Regions from separate parts of the Homo sapiens genome. Here regions 1 and 3 are each linked to region 2. The links are chromatin loops, found by intact Hi-C in ENCODE. Cell type or tissue: heart right ventricle. All regions are shown on one strand.

Evidence for each region. Peaks named below come from ENCODE experiments on the same cell type or tissue, not always from the same donor. Only the 100,000 strongest peaks of a DNase experiment are listed, where the experiment ranks them.
Region 1: it touches region 2 in a loop (14-fold over the local background); 7 of 110 quality-filtered maps call a loop at or near these places.
Region 3: it touches region 2 in a loop (5-fold over the local background); 9 of 110 quality-filtered maps call a loop at or near these places.

Annotation. Positions count from the first base shown.
Region 1 is chr18:5,597,684-5,602,683 of GRCh38, forward strand. It overlaps a transcript of EPB41L3 not described here. Among named protein-coding and RNA genes, the nearest start is that of EPB41L3, 56 kb to the left of the region's middle. In heart right ventricle, a CTCF peak has its summit at 2,870 (motif pointing right); no DNase peak of the experiment used is centred here; H3K27me3 peaks cover 900 bases.
Region 2 is chr18:6,883,801-6,888,800 of GRCh38, forward strand. It overlaps ARHGAP28 (Rho GTPase activating protein 28), which reads left to right. Exons shown (of 18, transcript NM_001366230.1): 12 at 3,357-3,439. Among named protein-coding and RNA genes, the nearest start is that of LINC00668, 44 kb to the right of the region's middle. In heart right ventricle, CTCF peaks have their summits at 2,640 (motif pointing left) and 2,841; a DNase peak (open chromatin) is centred at 2,627.
Region 3 is chr18:5,070,356-5,075,355 of GRCh38, forward strand. No RefSeq gene overlaps it. Among named protein-coding and RNA genes, the nearest start is that of LINC01892, 8.3 kb to the right of the region's middle. In heart right ventricle, a CTCF peak has its summit at 3,090 (motif pointing right); no DNase peak of the experiment used is centred here; H3K27me3 peaks cover 337 bases.

The DNA.
Region 1 (5,000 bases), 1.3 Mb before region 2:
TCCTGCAAATCAGCCTCATTCTGGAAGGGAACAGCAGAAGTCAAATAACCTAGGAAAGATGGATACTGTCTTGTCAATTTATGGTATCACTGTCTTCCACACAGTCTTACTCCTAGACACCCCCAAGTGGGGTGTGACTTCATTTTCCAACTCTGGAAGCTGCTCTTCACACCACTCAAGACCAGGAGAGTAGCACCAGCCATGGAAACCACAGCAGTAGCAGCAGCAGCTCATCACCATGGGCATCTCCACCACGTGTTTGAGTGCTCTCTCTGTCCCAGATCCTGCATGCACAATGTTTCTAATTCCTGTAGCAGTTCTGTCAAAGATGAAGTAACTTCTCAGGGCTTCAGATCTGGGAAATAAAAGAGCTGAGACTTGAAAGTAGGCCTCATCTTACTTATACCAGCAGTTCTCCAACTGAGGCCCAGGAACCCCTGGGGGTTCCTTGAAACCCTTATCTGAAACAGCAAGGTCAAAGAATTGCCCGAAAAGACTAATTGAGATACTCTTCCCTTTTCCAGCAACATTTCTGAGTGAAGTTGGATTTTCTGTGCATTTTCTTACTATACTACAAAACAGTGTATCGTAACAGATTGAATGCAGAAGCAGATGAGAATACACTTGTCTTCTATTAAGTCAGACATTAAAGAGACTTATAAAAATGTAAAACAATGCCATTCTACTCATTAAATTGTTCTATTTTGGAAAATGTAATTACTTTTCATAAAAGTATGTCATTCGTTTATGTTAACATGTAATGGTTTACTAATGTTATTTTTAAATGAATTAATAAATATTTTAAAATATTATTAGTTTTCATGTTCAAAATGGTAAATATCAATAGGTATAATCTACCTAAGCAAAAGTTCTTTGTGGATTCTCAGTAGTGAAAAACGGTGTCAACCCTCAAAAGTCTGAGAACCTCCATATTAGATAATACAGTATTAGAATTCAACATTAGATAATACTCCATGGTTTCATTGTATCACCTGCATTCCAGAAGGAAGGCTCTCATTGCTGGAGAAGAAGAGGCAGAAAAGCAGATGTCCTTGCCTTTAGAATTCTGCCTTGTCAATTAACACTATCACTGCCTTGTTGCAGCTATTCTCTCTAGGAGTATACCATGTATGTGGCCTTAACTAAATGCACCAGGGAATATAGGATCATTAAAAATACACTTGTGCTCAGTCTCTTCGGTTAAACTGAAAGTTTCTTGAGGACACGGACAGCATCAACTCCCTTGGAATCTAGCACATTTTAAATCTTGAATAAGAACAGTGATTAACTGGAGAAGGAAAGAAGAGTTCATGCCATGAGGATTTTGGAAGTTTGACATGCAGAATACGATGCAGAAGAACAAACATGTACTATGGAGAACAAACAAACATGTATTATGGAACAGAGATCTGAGTTCAAATTCTGACACAACCTAGATAAATCATTTGATTTTTCCATGTGTCAGTTTCCTAATCTATGAAATAGATTCAGGAGTCCCTAATTCACATAATGTTAGGAGAATTAAATACATCATGTATGCCCAACACCTGTCCTGAGGTAGGCACACAGGAAATATTACTCCCATTGTAATGGCGATGGGCCAAAGTGAGAGCAAACTCTTCACATCAGAAAAGCCAAATATTTGAGGGGACACATTTCTTAAGGAAACGTCTCAATTCTCTGTATCCCTTGGCTGTTGATGTCATCATCAAGGTAGGGCATTTTCCTGTTTAGGCACCTCAGACCAGTATTTAGTCCCTGATATGGTTTAGATCTGTGTCCCCACCCAAATCTCATGTCGAATGGTAATCCCCAGTGTTGGAGGTGGGGCCTGGTAGGAGGTGACTGGATCATGCATTTGTTTCTCATGAAAGGGTTAACATCATCCCCTTAGTGCTGTTCTCGTGATAGTGAATGAGCTCTCACAAGTGCTGGTTGTTTGAAAGTATGTTGCACCTTCCCCCTTGCTCTATCTCTTGCTCCTGCTTTTGCCATATGACTGTGCCTGCTCCCGCTTTGCCTTCCGCCATGGTTGTAAGTTTTCTGAGGCTCCCAGAAGCCTAGCAGAAGCCACTATGCTTCCTGTACAGCCTGCAGAATGATGAGCCAATTAAATCCCTTTCTTTACAAATTACCTAGTCTCAGGTATTTCTTTATAGCACTGCATGGATTCATACAGTCCTTTAGAGACGTATTTATATTCTCTTCTTGGAACTCACGGGCAACAGATATAAGCACCAGAAACTCTCCTCTATAAGAAAAACATATTTAAAAATTGAATACCGTGATACAGTGATATTTTCAAAGCTGTAAAAAGTTGTACCATCAACTGTAGTACACTCCACTTAGTGGCTGCTAAGTAAACAATTCTGAATCTTAAGGCTGGATTCAATATAAAAACTTTCAAAATGTAGTTAGATGATGTTCTTAAAATTATTAAATAAAATCATTGATCTAAAATTTAAGCACCTGTTTACAAAAAGAAAGAAAAAAATTTCAGGCAGTAACTTTCTTAAGTTTACCAAGGGTTGAGGCATGGCAAACTGTCTCATTTAAGATTCTTCTCTTGTCATACTGCTAGAAAATTGGATCTAAATTCATTCACCACAGGCAAAGGTAATGTTTACAACCTAAAATTATATTTGGACACATAAGAGATGTAATTTTGCCTTTTTAAAAAGTAGATAAAAATAAGAATCTGTGGAGAAATGAGAGAATCAGAAGGAATGTCTGTATAAATCACATGAATGATCTGAACCATAAAAGCACTTTATAAAATATCAGTCTTTTGCTTTACAGTCTCATCATAAAAAAAGAGTATATTCAACTAATTTTTGCCCCTTCTATACTACTTACATCCATATTATTTTTTAACCTAAAACTTACACTAGGTGGAGCCCCTTGTCCAAGATTGGGAGAGATTTAAAAAAGCAAAGGGAAGAAAAAAACATTACAATTACAATCAAAACCAAAAAAGGCACTCATCCTTTCGTTTTAAAAATATATCCTTAAAATCTACAGTACCAACAAAACCAATGTTCTTTCTAATCATTAAAACCATTAAAATGAATACAGAGTACCATTAACATTTACTACAGAGAAGAAGTAGTTACCAAGCTGCCGCTGCAGAGTCAAGAGCTAGAAGGCCCTGAATTCCAATGCAAACATTAAATTTCAGTTGGGGCGGAGGTGTAAAAGGCATGGAAGATAAAATCTTCTCTGGATACTTCTAAAAATGTTTTAACCGTGTTAATGCTCTCATGCTGTAAAGGGCACATAGTACTCAGCTAATTCATGGCATTCCAGTTAGAGATACATTGTTGTCAAACAACAACAACAGCTCTTAAAAAACACCAGAGCACTAACAAATGGCAAAATATCCAAAATACATGGATATTTTGCTCTTTGCTTTCCATGATTCAGATATATAGGAATATGCAGGCATTTGAAGACGTTGGGAGGGGGAAGGGCTTCTGAACTGAACAAATCACATGTTCAATTATGGTTAAGCAGGACCTGCAGTTAAAAATAGGCTCTAAGTCTTGAGACTCTTAATGGACTGTAACTAGAGAAGGAGATAAGGCTTCAGAGATAACACCATCAAACTTAGGTGATCAGTCATTGCTGTAGGATAAAACCACCCCTACCTCCCTCCAATGCTGCTAAGTTGCCTCCCCCTGTGCTATCCCAGGGCTGGCTTTGCAACCCAACCTGCTGGAAGTGCAAAGTTCAGACCAGCAGCAAGAACTCTTGCCCCATGCTTCTGCTGACATAGCCTGCAGGGATCTGTCAGTTCACTGTGTAATAAAACCTTGTAGTGTGTGTTGTTGTTTTTTTCCTTCAGATTTCCACAAAATCTTGGGCCAGGCAAGACAAACTTCTGCTGACAGCTGAATTACGCAGCAGAGTAACCTTTGAACAAGTACGAATCATTGACCTCACATAAATTTCCCCCAGAAAGTCCAAGAAACTGGTTGTATCAGGGGTGAGATAAGCATGAAGGCAGTTAGAACTATCCCAGAAATCCAGTTCCATTCTTAAGTAGGTATTTACATCTGTTACACTAAAATGATTATGAAAAACAAATTTTCTTTGATGTTTTCCTCATCCTTTCCATATGCAAGCTGAATGTTTTTCCTTTGCAAACTAATTACTAAATTAAACTGTAACTCCATTATCATAAATGATTTATAAAAGCAAAACTAACAGGGATAAAGAAGAATAGCACTTCGGAGTGGTTGATTTTCTTTGATGACGGAGGTGATTTTTTGAAAAGAAATGAAGCTAGTATAGAGGACCTGTGGCTTCAGGTTCTCCAGCCATTTATTGCCTAAAATAAAGATCGGACAAATTAAACAAATTATGTTAAGTAGGATTTTTCAATGCCTGTCCGCAGCTTTCATGTAAAATTGGTCCTTAAACTCTGTATATTTTCATACCAAGTTCTCATTTTGATGGTAAAGAAGTTTGACCTTCTGCTACAATAACATCAAGTGTTTCAATTAGTTTTTCACATGGGGTGTGGGGGAACTAGCAGCATGTCCTGTAGTATACACACTAACTCATTTTCCCCTAAATGCTGCACGTTTTCCATCCCTCCTGCCAGTATTAATCATAGCAAAGCTTATATACAAATTGTTTCCCTAAAAGATGAAGCTGAGCACCTTGTGCCTACTTGTGGCACAATACCAGGAAGGTGATGCTAATCCACTTGGAAGGATCAATAGGGACTCCACAGATTTACAGTCCTTCTGTCTTCTGCTCTCTCTCACTCATTGATTGATTGACTGAGACAGGTCTCATTCTGTTGCCCAGGCTGGTATGCATCATAGCTCACCGTAGCCTCAAACTCCTGGGCTCAAGCGATCTTCCCATCTCAGCCTCCTGAGTAGCTGGGACTACAGGCATGTGCCACCATGCCCGTCTAACTTTTTCTTTCCCCTGTAAAGACGAGGTTTCACTTTGTTGCCTAGGCAGGTCTTGACCTCATGGCCTCAAGC
Region 2 (5,000 bases):
TTTCTAAGCTTTAATTCACATGCTGTCCGTGACCAGTATCTATTTTCTTTGTAAGCTTACTGGGTTTTTTTAATGAGAAAAACTTGCTGAAAAAGAGAGAAGAGCTACTAATTTCCTTCATTCATTTTTGTTTCAGACATTGTATTTTTTCAGTTCTAGAATTTTCAGTTGGTGCTTTTAAAATACTTTCTGTTTTTCTGTTGAGGTGACCTATCTTTTCATTCATTATAATCATATTTTCCTTCACATCATTGAGCACAGGTACAATAGCTGCTTCAAAATCCTTGTTGGCGGCCAGGCGTGGGGGCTCACGCCTGTAATCCCAGCACTTTGGGAGGCTGAGGTGGGCAGATCACGAGTTCAGGAGATCGAGACTATCCTGGCTAACAAGGTGAAACCCCGTCTCTACTAAAAATACAAAAAATTGGCCAGGCGTGGTGGCGGGCACCTGTAGACCCAACTACTCTGGATGCTGAGGCAGGAGAATGGTGTCAACCCAGGCGGTGGAGCTTATAGTGAGCCGAGATCGTGCCACTGCACTCCAGCCTGGGCGACAGAGCAAGACTCTGTCTCAAAAAAGAAAAAAAAGTCCTTGTTGGCAGTTCTAACACCTGGGTTATCTCAGGGTTGGTCTCTGTCTTCTTTGAGAATGGGTTACACTTTCCTTGTTACTTTGTATGTCAAGTAAATTTAAAGCTTATTCTGAACATTATGAATATAGTCTTTGGAGACTATGGATTCTGAAGTATTTCTCCAAAGAATGTTGTTTGGTTTCTTTTACTATTGTTGCTCTTTTAAGCCGGCAGTTTGCTTGACTGGACTCAAATTGCCAGTGGTCTTTTGGGCAGGAGCTCAACTGTGTGTTCAGTTGTTCAATCCTTCGCCGTGTTACCCCACACACGCATGGTTTGTGGGTCAGCCAGAGATTTGGGTGAAGTTTATACCAGAATTAGGACCTTCCATCTCTGGATCACTCATTTGTTTTTGTTTTTTGGTAGTTTGAATTATGCAAGGAGGATTCAAACCTCTAATTCCAGATCTGTTCAGAGAATCATATTTAAGAAGGGTATATGAATATATTAATTTTCATCCTCCAAAATATTCAATCCTTGTGTTCAAACCATGCCAAATGATTCCCTGACTGTCAGTTACAAAACATACTTTATAGTTTTTGTGCTTTTACCCAAATACTTCACTAAAGACCTAATCGGTATGACTTCGTAATTTTCAGAAACACTGTGTGACGTTGTAATTTTCAGAGACCAATTATCTTCTGTGTAGCATTTACTGCATGCTGTATCATCATTACTGCCTATCTGACTACAGCCAGTACATTTCACTGAAGGGAGAGGTTCTGAGAAATATCCTGAAAGGGTTCACAAAGAGTCCACATTCCTTCGTATGACTTTGAAAGTGAAAAATACTATATTGCAGGTGGTTGATTTGATACCAGCGAACCCTGCAGGAAACCCAGAGTTCTGGCCTGCTACCAGCAGGAAATAATGGCCTTTTTGCCACCTAAGTAAGCTCTAGTTGTAACAAGATTCTCTGAAGGGGAGGATTGTGAACAAGCGCGTGTGTGTGTGTGTTTAAGCTGTCCCTCTCAATACCCTCAAATGGAGCTCAGAGAACACAGAGCCTTTTCCACTAATGTCGTTACTTTCTCTTTTCAAACTTGGCCCCAAACTTGACCGTAAAATTAAAGGACTAGTATCATCATCAATCAAGCCTCAGATGCTTTCATTACATGCTTAATAACTTTCTGGGGAAATAATGACCTCAGGAAAGAGAATACTTGTGACGGGGATGTATTAAATGAATTAACTACAAAACTATTAATCACAAAACAGCGTTGGGCCAGGTTTCCTAAGTAAAATGAAAATGGATTATTTGCCAAATTAAACTTAACTTAAAAGAGCTTCTTAATTTCTCTGAAGTTAATGGAAACACAGTGGTCCCAAGCCTACATCTGCATCTCTTGTTTTTTTCTTCCCCAGAGTTGTTTTTTTTTTTTTTTAATTGCGTTGGAAGATTAGAGACAGTCCTCAGCCTGCAGTTTATGCACTAACATTATGTCTTGTCTGCCCCTAAATGCTTTGCACTGAGACTTGCTCTTAAAGTTTCTATTATTCAGGCAAGCTCACAGCAATGTGTATTTGCTCTTTTCAGTAACATCCTGGACCTGCGTCATTATAAATTTGATACAAGTTATCCACAAATCTACACATGGATTTTTCTTCAACAATATGATCCTCCCTCTCTCCCCATATTGCTTGGTTGTATACACTTGTCATCTACTCCTGAACTCTAGCACGCACAGCTCCAGTAACCTACTAGCTTGTCACAAGTGTTTCCACTGCTATACAGCTCAGTTAACTTCACCAGCAGCTGACTGCCTTCCAGCCATTGAATAGAAATAGATTTTCCTTCAACTTGAGAACTCCCCAGAGATTCCAGAACATAATGCTTTCCTCCAAGAACTCCCCACCAAGACACCATTTTGAAGAAAATACAGAGGGACAAAGGAAAGCCTAGATTCTCTGGTGTATTCTAAATTTTCAGCACAGCTGGTCGTGGATTATCCAGCTGTGGATGGAATCCCTGAGTATAAATGCCAACCCTCTGGCGCCATCTTGTGTCATTACTGAGGAAGAAAATACTCAACAATCTCCAAAGATCCAACTACAGTCATCACCTTCCCTAAGTGTCCATGGAAGATCTAGAATAAGTGTCATAGATCATAAAAGTAAGAGCAAATATGTAGAAAGATAACTATGTACAGGTACTGATTTAAACACTCTACATGTATTAACTCATTTAATCCTCATAACAGCCTGTGAGGTAGATACAATGACTATTCCTATTTTACAGATAATAAAGTAGATGCAACAGGGATTAAATAACCTGCCCCAGGTCACACAGCGACTAAATAGTAGTCCAGGTTTGAAACCTGGTTCTAAATCTGTGTTCCTAATACTTATACTTTTCTGCCTCATTATATGGAAGCAAGGTTTATTTTCTCTTGTATTGAGTGAGCTTCACTTCTATTTATAGTATTAAAGGAAGGGAAGGTCTGCGAAAGTACTTTGAAAGGGAAGTGCTATCCAAATCCAGAATTATTCTGAGGATCTCGTTGGCCACCTGCCTCAACAATGGCATCATGGGATGGGAAAAGGGAGTTGATGGACAGAGGCTCCTGTCCAAGTGAACAAATTTACATTGCTGGGCACAAAACCTGAGTCTTTACCACCAAAAGCTGTCAGGAGCCCTCCTGTGCCACCAGATGCTAGCAAGAAATGCTGTCAGGATGCATCAGGGCTATTTAAAATGTATGACTATTTCTGTTTTCTTGTTAGGAGGGCCTCACGTCAAAGTACAGTTTCAAGCCTTACACCTCATGGTCATGGCGCTGCCTGATGCCAACAGAGATGCAGCTCAGGTACGTCGTGTCCACCTCACAGCTTGTCCTGGGGCTCTTATTGCTCAGAGGACATGGCTCATATAGGAAAATGAAAGTGGAGATGACAGCTCACTGAGCCACCTGAGCATGCTGCAAACACACGGCCTTTCTGTGCTCCCACTGCCCTTCTCCTGAGGAAGACAAGAAAGAGTGGAGATCTTGGTATCTTGTTTTTTTTTTTTTTTTGAGAGACAGAGTTTTGCTTTGTCACCCAGGCTGGAGTGCAGTGGCACGATCACAACTCACTGCAGCGTTGACTTCCCAGGGCCAGGTGATTCTCCCATCTCAGCCTTCCAAGTAGCTGGGACTACAGGTATGTGCCACCACACCCAGCTCATTTTTTGCAGAGGCAGGGTTTTGCCATGTTGCTCAGGCTGGTCTCCAACTCCAGGGCTCAAGTGATCCTCCTGCCGCAGCCTCCCAAAGTGCTGGGATTACAAGTGTGAGCCACCACGCCCGGGCGGTATGTTCTTAAACATTTAAGTTTCATTCACTCCATTCATCCCAGAGATGTTGACTGTCTATCCTGTGTCAGGCATTGGGCAAGGTGTTAGGAGTAGAAGAGGCAAAAATGAAGGCTTAAATAGAACAATGTCATAAGTCAATAAGACCATTATGTAACTTGTAAAATAGATTCTATAATTGCTGGTCCTCAACTACTCACATTAGTCTGGTGTACTGAAGTGGAAAGAAAACTCTGATGAGCGTCCTCAGGGAGGAATTTGAAATCACTGGTTTAAATTTCTAGCATGTTCACGTTTTTAAATTTGTGAAAATAATTCAATTTAAATAGTTCTAGAATTTCAGAATTTTAGAGATCATCTGATAGAATTTGGTCATTTTACATATTAGGAAAATGAAGCAGAAAAGTGGTTTCTCCACTGATATATAGTAGAACATTTGATAGAATCATATTCTATAGTTTCATCCCCAATTTTTCTCTCTTTATTTCACATTCATTCTTTGCTGTATGTTGGTAAAAATCAAAGTTTCTCTTGCTCTCTGGATAATCATTCTATATACAATAGGAAATTTGTTTTAAGTACAACAGGTATTTGGAATCTTTGAAATGAAATTGAGATAAGGATGAGTTGAAAAGAGATGGTAATTTTGAGGCCAGTAAACATAATGCTGAAAACAAAGATGGTTCTTAGTGCTGCCTCTTATCAGACATTTCAGTGTGGTAAGGACCTTCCTCCTACACAGCGAAAATATCTATGTCAATTATAATATATGTCGGTCATATTAGATGTATCCTTGAGGCAAGGACAGAGATCAGCTATGACATAAAAATGTCCTTTTCTAATATAATTCAATAATTTTTCAAAAACTGAAAATTTATTAGCTTGTTTTTTCGCTTTGTCTACAGAGTGTTCTTTTATCAAAAAAAAATTCATCTGTTATCAAATATCTGAGTCAAAATGTCATCTACCCTTTCATACAACTGAGGATGCAGCAATTATCAAATAATTCAATACATTTCTAACAAAAGGTCCCCCCAGAACATCACGGGACTGGTGAGGATGTTACACACATGCAC
Region 3 (5,000 bases), 1.8 Mb before region 2:
AAATAATTAAAATATTTGAGCTGAATTAAATACCATAGCTCAGTTAATAACATGGGCTTTATTTAGGACCAGACAAGTCTGAGTTCAAGCCCTAACTTCAATCTTACTAGCTATAGTTCTCTAGGCTTCAATTTCTTCACCTCTAAAGATGAGAATGAGGGTAGAAACTAGCTCCTGAAGAGGTGATGAGGACTAAATGAGATGATACATGTAAAGTGCTCAGCACAGAGCCTTCACACAATGATCATTCAACAAATTAGTAGCAAAAGAGAGATCTCGTGTGTAAATACTTTTAAATATTGAAGTTTTATATATTCAGACAAATACAGTGAGTTGAGTGCAATTAGAATAATTTTGATTCTAAATAAGCTGCTAAGAGTCTTCATTTTCATGAACATAAAAATTAGGGTTCAAGTCTGGGCAACATAGCGAGACTCTGCCTCTACAAAAATAAAAATAAGCCCAGCGTAGTGGGGCAAATTGGCAGACCCAGCTACTCAAGAGGCTGAGGCAAGAGGATCACTTTACCTCAGGAGGTCAAAGCTGCAGTGAACTAGGATCACACCACGCACTACAGTCTGGGTGACAGAGCAAGACTCTGTCTCTAAAATAAAAATAAAACAAAAAAAAATTGGTGTTCATTAGTGACAACTGTGTAACTTAGCAACAGACTCCACTTGCTATGTTATCAATCCCTCCTCTGGTATAGTGGTGGATTTTCACTCACCACTTGTCAAAATGATCAAACATCGTGACTTCTTAGAATCTATTTTAACAAGGGGAGGGGATTTTATCAGGATTTGCTGGACATTTCAGGGAAAGCCCCCTTTGTGTGAGTCTTGGTAAGAGGCTTCCTCTGCCAAAGAAGGACCACTTTCTCCTTCCCTGCCATTGGGTGGCATGTGAGCTAGGCTAGTCCAATCACAGGTTTCGTCCAGGCCTTGCTTCTGGAGAGGGTGATAAAAAGTGTGAATTCACGGCATCTCTGAAAGTCTACTGGGGTGGGGCTGGGAGCGCACACAGCTTTGGAGATGGCAGTAAAAGATTCCCTGGCCCGACTCCAGGCCCCTGCCATCCAGACCCCTTGTGCCTGCCCATTCAGAACTGCTTCACCATCCCTTTTGTTGATGTAAAGAAGACATTTTTCACCTGCTTAAATTGACCATATTTGGCTTATCTTGCATTCAACCAAGAACCCAAGGGACACAACAAGTTTCACTATATTTTATTGCTCTAACTTAGGTCTAAATCTTTCTCTGGTGGTTTGAGAACTCCACAAGATTCTGAATTTCTGTTTCTATGAAAGGCTGTTTGAGGAAAATAAGTTCATAACAGCCTGGGAATGGGAAGCCATAAAGAGGAGATGCTCTAGAAACATTACTCTGCTACCCTGACTTTGAAAGTCTTAGATTTGCAGGGTTATACAGAGATTTTTCTAGTTTACTTTTTGTTCTTATTTATCACTTTAGTAACTTGAGTGCAAGAGTGTAGAATGAAGTTGTAACATATATCTCAGGGGTTAAAGAGCTGTTCCATTTTCAGATATCCTATCCTAAAAGAACCCATATATGTGTCAATGTTTTTGGTTCAGAAAATACAGGCAGAGTATAAAGCCATCCAAGAACATCCACAGGTGATAATACGTCATGGGCAATGTGAGCTTCATGAGTATCACGAATAATTACTTGACTAGAGCCATACTGAGCACTGCCCAGAGACTGATACAAATGCTAGATTCAGCACTCAGTTTTTTATATATGTATATGTGATTATTTTATATATAATTATACACACACACATACACACACATACATGTATATATTGAGAGCCAACATTTTTTCAGTATGTATTGTGTGTAAGGCACTGTTCTATGTACTATACATGGACTCATCGCATTTTCTCCTCCTTACGTTCCAAGAAGGTAAGCAATATTATAATTTTATCCTATTTTACAAATGAGGAAACCAAATCTTAAAGAAGTTAGTAACTTGCCCAGATCACCACACAGCCAATCCATATGTGATAGAGGATTTATTTCAAGAACCTGCACTTTTAACCAATGACCACTTTCTCCTGCCTTTCACCTGACTCTCTCTGTCTCTCTCTTCCTCCTCCACCTCCTCTTCCTCCCCTATCCCCACAGCCAGCCCTGCTACAGGGCCAAGGACTCTGAGGAAAACATAACACTGCCATGAGGGTAACCCCTGAAGGCCATGGAGCGCCTGCCCCAGCCTAATGGAGTGAAAATCAGAAAAACTATGATTCCTGGGCCCCTGTGGCCTAGTGGATTCTTCACTCCATGCAGGAAGCAATGGCCCCCTAGTTTGGGGGGTACCTTTGAAGGAGACTCAGGGAATAGCAGCACCCAGAGATACCTTAAACTCATGTGTATTCTCCGCATCCTCGTGTGCCAGAGGCTTAATCAGGACCCTCCAGAGAAAACAGTCTTAACTGAAATCCTAAGTGTCATCTCCCCTCAGCCTGGGCCAGATTCTGTGTTCCAGCTAAGCTTCCACTGGTTTGGCTCTCTGCCTCTATGCAATGACCACTCACATGTGTCCCCTGAAAGCAATTGGATTTATAGAAATGATGCTCTGGAAGCCAAGAGGTGCCAGTAAACAAAACTAATGATAGCAGCAACAACAACAGTTATAGCAACAATAATAACAACCAATAACTTATCAGACAAATTTCACAGATTATGTCATCCAGTCTTCCGAATAACCCATTATTCTAATGGAATTCTCATTTTACGTGTGAGGAAACTGAGGTTCAGCAAGGTTCCACAGTTTGCCCATAATCTCACAGCTAGTAAATTGCAGAGCTGCCATTTAAATCTGACTTGACTGGCTCCAAGTACCTTCTTTCACCACTAATGCCACCATTAACTAGGCATAGGCCAGGGCCGTTTCGCTTTAATCACTTAAGGTCTCCATTTCTCATCTGTAAACTGGAGAAGCTGAATGAAATTTGTTCTCATATTTCTCTATCTCTAAAATTCCATGATATCATCTAAAGTTGGGGAGGAGCGAGTGGGAAAGGGAGGGTAGCAGACTTCAAGGATGATATTGTGTCATTTCAGAACACGGTCACCAGGTGACAGCATTGCACTTCATTTTGATATTGTTTCCAAGGACCGATTTTGCCATGCTGTAACTCCACCCATGTGCTTGTTACAAAAATAAGTTTCTTTCTCCTAGAGGCTTTTAGCTTAGCACTCAATTACCCAAAACACAGATCTTACATATCTTGGGACAAAGCCATACATCCTTGCACTCTTCTCCCAATTATTTTAAAATAATTTGATTATTCAAATTAAAAATATATATGTTGAAAATGGCCATTCTGGGGAAAAAAAGTCAGAACCTCTTTGACTGGCCCACACTTATTTTATCATTTAATAATCATCCTAAATTGCATGCCTTGGAGTTGGGTGTAGAAATGCATTGACTGCTTATGGCCTCTAGAGGCTCCAGTCCGGCTGTGCTGCTGAGGTCAATCAAAGGATTGATAAACGTGTGCATTTGCATCTTTTCTGATCTTCATGATTAGTCATTTTAGAAACATACCACTTTTCTAATAAAAATTGTTGGCTTATTACCTCCAGTTGGGAGTGTTCTCAGCTTGATACAGACACAATGGTGAAAGCAACTTTTACTCTGACTAGAAAGAGCCTACACTTTCTACCCACTAGAAAACTTTTCTGAACACAGAGAAGTGATCAATTATTTATTCAAACACCAGACTTATTCTTCTGTTTTCAATAAGTCTAGAACCTAACACCCCTAGATCTGGGCAATTACCACATCAGAAACAAGGATTTCAGGGACCCTGTCACTTGGGTTTGTCATTAACCCGCAGCCAGTAGCACCGAACCCCAAGATTCGCTGAGTTTCTGCAGCGCCCACCTGATTCCCGCTAAGGTTAACAGGCGCTACCATGCACAGTGACCCAGGAGAAATTGGACGCAAGATTAATGCTGCATAAAAAGTCCCACTGTGAATGTCTTCCCTCAGCTGCAAGATTTCTGTAATTAGAAGGGAAATAAAACCTCAGAGGCATTTTCTCTCACTGTAAAATGTTAATTGACAATGCACCAAAGACAAAGAACACACCTCTAATAACACAAGGAGTGTTATTAAACACAGAAATTTTTACTCTATCTATAAAAAGCCATGAAAACTCTGGAAGCCCTGAGGAAAAGGAATATAATACATCCAAAAAAAATGGATAAAATGTGGCCGAGCACAGAGACTCAGGCCTGTAATCCTGGCACTTTGGGAGGCTGAGGCGGGCGGACCACGAGGTCAGGAGATCGAGACCATCCTGGCCAACACGGTGAAACCCCGTCTCTACTAAAAATACAAAAAATTAGCCTGGCGTGGTGGTGGGTGCCTGCAGTCCCAGCTACTGGGGAGGCTGAGGCAGGAGCATAGCTTGAACCTGGGAGGCAGAGATTGCAGTGAGCTGAGATTGTGCCACTGCACTCCAGCCTGGGTGAAAGAGTGATACTTAGTCTTAATATAAAATAAAATAAAATTAAATTAAAATAAAATAAAATAAAATAAAATGTATAGGGAAGCTATTTAAAAAAGAAATGGTCATAAAAACAAAAATGACAGTGGCAACTTACTCCTAACATCCCTGAGGTCCCCTTTTGGATCCCAAATATGCACACTCACACTAGAAAAATTCATGTATTTATTTGCCACGAGGAATGAAGGACACCTGACTTTTGCATTTCAAAATTTTCTCCAAGCTCCTCTTCACAGGATTGAGAAAGGTGGAAGACAAATGAAATCTCAAATCTCCATGACCTCCACAGACCCCCTTGATTGTGTCTTCAACTTGACTGCACCTGCAGGATGTATTTTGATGATTCTAGCATAACCATGCTTAATTTATTGTTACCTCTTTTCCTGGTTTAAAGATTACCCAGCTGTTATGTTATTACCTCATTGTCTAGTTTTCAAAATAAATACCAATTGTTGCTCTCCTCT